2 separate regions of the Homo sapiens genome follow, and region 1 is linked to region 2. The links are chromatin loops, found by intact Hi-C in ENCODE. Cell type or tissue: gastrocnemius medialis. All regions are shown on one strand. Each heading gives the region's core, and the rest is flanking DNA. Links, peaks and the distances in the headings are about the cores only. Region 1 has its middle 28 kb from the start of BHLHE41. Region 2 overlaps LOC105369705 (a long non-coding RNA gene).

Region 1 (2,924 bases), core at 91-2,590, 200 kb after region 2:
AATGCTGCAGTGAACATGGGAATGCAGATATCTCTTTTGCATGTTGATTTCAACACTTTTGAATACATACCCAGAGGTGGGATTGCTTGATCATATGGTAGTTCTATTTTTAGTTTTATGAGGACCCCCATACCATTTTCCATAATGGCTGTACTAATTTACATTCTCACTAACAGTGTAAAGGGTTCCCTTTTCTCCACATCCTTGCTAACATGTGTTATCTTTTGTATGTGATGTAGTATCTCATTGTGGCTTTAATTTGCATTTTCCTAATGATGAGTGCTGTTGAGCATTTTTTTCATGAACTTATTGGCCATTTGTGTGTCATCTTTTGAGAAATGTCTGTTCAGGTTCTTGGCCCATTGGTAAACTTCTTTGTTTGTTTTCTTGCTACCGTTTTTCCACCATCTTAAAAGGAAGTAGTTCCTGTAATCACTGAGACCACCAAAAACACCCCTGCAAAATTTCAAATACTATCTAGTAGATGGAACTGTCTCAATTGAGAACCACCACCCTGAAGGTTTATAGTAAGCTGGGATAAAAAGAACTTCTTTATGAAATATTGCCAGAGAATTTGGAATTCACAATAGTGGTTTCTTAGCATGTTATTTAATGGGACTTTCAATCTACATTTTCATTAAATTTGTATTTGGAAAATTGTGTTGGAACAAATGAATGCTATATTGCAAACTATATTTGAGCCAACTCAGTTGTAGGACAATGCTATTCTTATTTTAGCACAAACTGAATAACTCTCCACATCTTTGCAAATATACCCATCTTCACACATTCTGGTTTTTTTTTTTTTAAATAAAGTCTGGACTTCTGGATTCTTGTTCATAGTTAGGACAACCTGATTCTTTAATAATTCAAGCCAAGCTGAGTGAGTGTGGATTTGTAAAGACTGAGTAATCCCTTGACTCAGCAGTTTCCCTCTAAAATCTGTACTCTTCATGAATTACAAAATTAACACTTGGTATCACTCGATAGCTTAGTGTTCTCAGTGCAATGAGTTGTTCCTTTTGATCAAATCCATAGTAGATAAAAATTACCAATTACTACTAGGCTGTACAGAGAAACTAAGTTTAAAAAGATCTTTCAGACCATGTTACTTTGTCACTTCAGAAATGAGCCATGGAGTGTGAGCAGATAAAATATGTTCAATTGCTATTTCTTTATTGGCAAAGAAACACCTTAAATCTTCAGAACGAGCGGCCCATTCTCTTTCAGAAACACTGCAGCAAAGCAAATTAATATAAAGATAAAAAGAAAACTTCTTTAGTAATGTGTTTTCCTTCATTTTTTCAGGATCTCTTCAAGTAAGGATTCACCTAAGGCGCAGCTTTGGAGCCCTGGAAGGTGGCTGGACGGTAGCTGCTGCCCCCTAGTGTAAGACTCGTTGTTACTGCAGACATTGGATTCTTGAAATAACCAGGGACTCTCCCTACCCCCAGGGCCAAGTGAATGGGAAGTAAATTAATGTGCTTTGTTTAAATGATAGAGGTAATTGAGAAAGTTATAGTATATTATTCTTTCAGAATGAATAGTTAGAACACTTTTTGCTGACTCCCTGCAGAAATAGTCGTTTAATGTTTTTCTGTCATTGCTTCAAGTTTAATTTTCTCATCATTTTCTGCTTTTCTCACCTACAAGGTGGCTACAAAATTTGCAGGACCCAGCACTAAATGAAAAATGTGATGCCCTTTGTTCAACAAACAGGAAAAAATGCCACTAAAGGTACTAAAATACCTTTTCTTTTCTTCCATAGTCTCTCTCCTGACTAGTTATGGGGTTTTAAAATTTGCCATTTAATGCCAAATGGAAAATTGGCATTAAATGCCATTAAATGCCAAAGAAAAATGGAAAATTTTCATGATTAGCATAAATGTTACCATTTATCTTTATGATGTGTCCTTTAAGCACAAATATAAGAGCAAATGTAACTTCCATTATGTACAAATATACCTTGTGCTTTTGTATTACCAAAATTACACAATTTGAATTTTGTAGCTCACACATGCATGTATATTTGATTCTTACCAAAATAGTGAAAATGCTGGACAAAACTACTTTGTTTTTATGTCACTTCTTGATTCGTGCATATTCAACCAACACTGTCTGCCTTTGGTGTGCTGATGAGTAAGGAAGGACTGAAACGTAAAGGGACTCTGGGTTGCCCTATCTTTTGCTTTCCTTTCTTGTCAAAATTTTCAGCCTAAGTGCTGGCTGAAGAAGAAAGGATGTGATATAATTTCTGAGAATGCCATTATTTTTATCTGTGTTAGAAGCAAGTTGTGGTTCAAAAGGAAAGAGTGGCCTCTCAGTGTTCTCTCTTGCTCAGCTATAGATATAACACGCCTCCTTTATGAACTTTGAGTCTTGCACTGTGGGCCCCCTGGAATTCTGTGCTCTGGGACACTATGAATTCTGTATGCAGGTGAGGAGGGAAAGCATAGTACGTAGGCATGTTGCATGCATCTCTTCTGCTCACACATGCTCCATTGTCCTATCAGGATTCACTTACAAAACACAAGTTCAAAAATAAAATTGTTAAGCATTTCATGATGCTGAGAGCAGAGCAGTGAACTAAGCACAGGGCCTTTCTGAGTTCTATGCCCTGTACAACCATGCAGGTTACATACCCATGAAGTTGGCCCTAACTTGAATCAATTTCACAAAAGTACAGCCAAAATTAGTTTTTGCTTGTTTGGGCTTCCATTAACTCCCAATAGGAATGTATAATTCAGGCTCTTTGGAAGAATGTGGAGGAACTTTTAGTGAACTGGTCAGCAGTTACTCTCAGGCAGGAACAGCTGAAATGGGATTCTGATGGTAGAACCATGTGCTTGTTTCCTGGCCTCATAGCACCTTGACTTGCACACTGTTTTGAGTTTAGAGCCATCATTTTGAGGTGGGGATAAAGA
Region 2 (2,924 bases), core at 157-2,656:
AGCTATAATTTCCTTTGTATGCCTCAGAAACCTGATACATCATACCCTCTAGAGCATTCTTTGCTATCAGTACACCTTCCCAGTTCACCACCAGTAAAAGTTTAACCATCAGATCAACACACTGGGCCAGGGGCTATCTGTGATCCACCTTCCACCAGCAATGGTATCCAGTACCCTCACTGCCAGCTGGAAATGAAACTCTAACTTACTGTGTATTTCCTAGGACTACTCTTAGATTGGGTTCTCTAGAAGGAGACACTAAGACACATTTTGGGGTCAAGCCACATATTATGGATGAACACGCATAAAGGAAGAACAAAGAAACAGGATTAAACAGAGAAAGCTGAAGATGACAGGTAGCTCAAGGGCTAAGATTCCAAGTCAACAATCCTGCAGTGGCTGAAACAACCAGGCCTTTAGACCCACTTTTCTCTGGCATGGATGTAGACCACTCCTGCAAGGATGCAAGGCAAGGCAACTGAGGCAGACCCTGAAGAAGATGACAGCTGGACAATATCAGCTGATCACACTGTCCACAATTGGGTGGCAGGTCATTCCTTGAAGGGGGATCTGGACAACGTACCATAGGCCTGAGCTAAGACAGAACGCAATCAGGAGATGATAGTTGATAGACAGACAGATTGACAAATGGATATAGAGATGTGTGTATGCATATATATATACACACACATATGTATACTTGCAGACCAGAGAGAAGAGGAAGGAGGAGGGGGAGAAGGAGAAAAGAAATTATGGAATAACATTAATATTACTTATAAATCTAGAAGATTAATTTGCAAAGATCAAGGATTATGTGGCTGGATATTTGAAGAAAACAAAGTATTTGGACATACTGGCCAGGAGAAATGTTTTAAGCCTTCTGACAGAATTTTAAAATCTCCCTAATGTTGCAGATCAGTTGGACTTTATAGTGTAAATTTACAGAAGGCCAGTCCCATAAGATTTTGGTCTTTATCTCACAGCCTCATATTGTCAAAGGCAGGTCCAGAGAACATAGTGGGTGCACACCATGGTTTGGGGGTGGCATGATAGATGTGGCTAAGTGCCAAATGGATAAATGTGTCTAGGATGATGGGGACATTGTTGTAATTGCTGACCACGGACTTTAAGTTGAATGGGGCATTGAATGGAGTCAGAAGGGCTCCTATGTCCTGGTGTGACAGAAAGAAATGATAAGTGATTTAATCTAGCAGAAGGGTAGAAGAGGATTTTTAGTTCTTATGAGTGAGTGGAAGAGAGAACAGATGGGGAGGTTTCAAGAGAAAGATGAAAGGACAAATTTGAGATCTTGATTGGGACATCTCCCATGAAAAGACCCAGGATAAAGCTATGCAGGTGGAAAGTTGGTATAGATCCGAGATGAAAGCTGTTAAAATTACATAAGGCAAGAGAATGTGAGGAATGTCACCATCATTGTCATCAAGATGCTTTTAGTAAAGCCTGGAATAATCAGATTTGAATTTCAGGTTCTGCACAGAGCAAGGTAGTAGATGCTATATCTGGCCACTAGGAATTTACAATCTGCCCCCTCTGGGAGGAGATGAAAACCAGTCTCCCCATTCCTGGAAAAAAGACCTCACTTGTTTTTTGCAAACTGAGAGGAACCAGGAAAACATTTTGGTTACAAGTATTAGCCTAAAATGCTAAAATATGTTGAAACCTACTTTGGCGGACTGAGGGACAGAACACATTTTTAAAAACAGACGTCGAATGGCTTCTTCCTCTTTCACTTTCTGCCACAGTGTCTGCTAGGCAAGGAAAATGACTCATTAATAAATTTAGCCCTGGAGGCCTGACTCAGACTCATTCAGAAACCTCTTAACAACCACCTCACCCAATCTTACTCTACTTTAGCTAATGATATTCTCCAGCTTAGGCTGTCAGAATTATGCCTTACACATGGGTAATGGGTTTTATAGCTTGTACTAGAAGTACGCTAATAGTATGAATTCACATTTTAGTGATGTTAAAGCTGAATGAAGTGAATCACCTTAGGCTAAACATCGAAGAGAAGATGAGATCATACTTCTTATCCCCAAAATAGCAAGTGTCCACAGCAAAGCACTTAGCTCTAGAGCAGACACTCCAGTTGATAGGTTAAGGTCTGAACCCAGTGACCTCACAGAAATAACTACTACCAAATTTGAAGAAGTGGTAGCAGCTCTTTTAATGAGCAATTGAAGGGTAGAAATCATTTCTTATGAAATTTTGTATTTTCTGTTCCTAGCACAGAACTTGGTAATAGATATTCAAAGCAGATGTTTGTTAAATGATTGAATAAATGAAGTATCTTAAATAACAATTTTTTGGTGATCACTGTCATCCCAGAGAGGAAATAAGAAAATGCACACTTTCTAGTTAAGGCAAACTGTGCAGTTCTCAACAGTGAACTGTGCTCAGATCTAAGTATCAAGGATAAAGAAATCTATTGCATTGCAGCTCTTCAGTATCCTTGATCTTATTCTTTTGATTAGTGTTGATGCTAATATCCATGTAGTTTCTGGAGCAGAGGTAGGGGAGGAGCTCAACAGGATTTCAAACAGACCTCCAGCTTCCTGGCTTGGGCTCCCCAAAGCTTCAACTTTTTATATTTATCATCGAAATCTCAGAAGTTTCTATGGCATCCTCTGTGGTGTTAGTCCAGGTAGAGAATCATTGTGTATCATTGAGAAGTCAAATCCAACCAATTCATATTTACTGGCACATCTATAAGAAAGTAATTGAAGAGTTACAAGGTATAGGCTTTGCCTCACGTGTTTTAATCTACCTGGGAGGAACAGATATGAAAAATATGAAAAGATGACAATAAAAGCTGTTAATAGCAATTCAAGCTAATAAATACTTGTCACAGGGCAACATATGACATTCATCTCCCCTTTTCTTGATTCCTACCAGACCCCAAC

What was found. A loop is a pair of places that touch in the nucleus more often than their neighbours do. Peaks named below come from ENCODE experiments on the same cell type or tissue, not always from the same donor. Only the 100,000 strongest peaks of a DNase experiment are listed, where the experiment ranks them.
Region 1: a loop joins it to region 2, with 2.7 times the contacts of the local background. A loop is called at or near these places in 4 of 110 quality-filtered maps.

Annotation. Positions count from the first base shown.
Region 1 is chr12:26,095,699-26,098,622 of GRCh38, reverse strand. No RefSeq gene overlaps it. Among named protein-coding and RNA genes, the nearest start is that of BHLHE41, 28 kb to the left of the region's middle. RefSeq lists a silencer at 1,428-1,497. In gastrocnemius medialis, for the core only: CTCF peaks have their summits at 1,180 and 1,387 (motif pointing left); a DNase peak (open chromatin) is centred at 1,392.
Region 2 is chr12:26,298,068-26,300,991 of GRCh38, reverse strand. LOC105369705 (a long non-coding RNA gene) reads right to left here. Exons shown (of 6, transcript XR_007063249.1): 3 at 2,567-2,727. Among named protein-coding and RNA genes, the nearest start is that of ITPR2-AS2, 19 kb to the left of the region's middle. In gastrocnemius medialis, for the core only: CTCF peaks have their summits at 1,389 and 1,604; a DNase peak (open chromatin) is centred at 1,769; H3K4me3 peaks cover 689 bases; H3K27ac peaks cover 1,369 bases.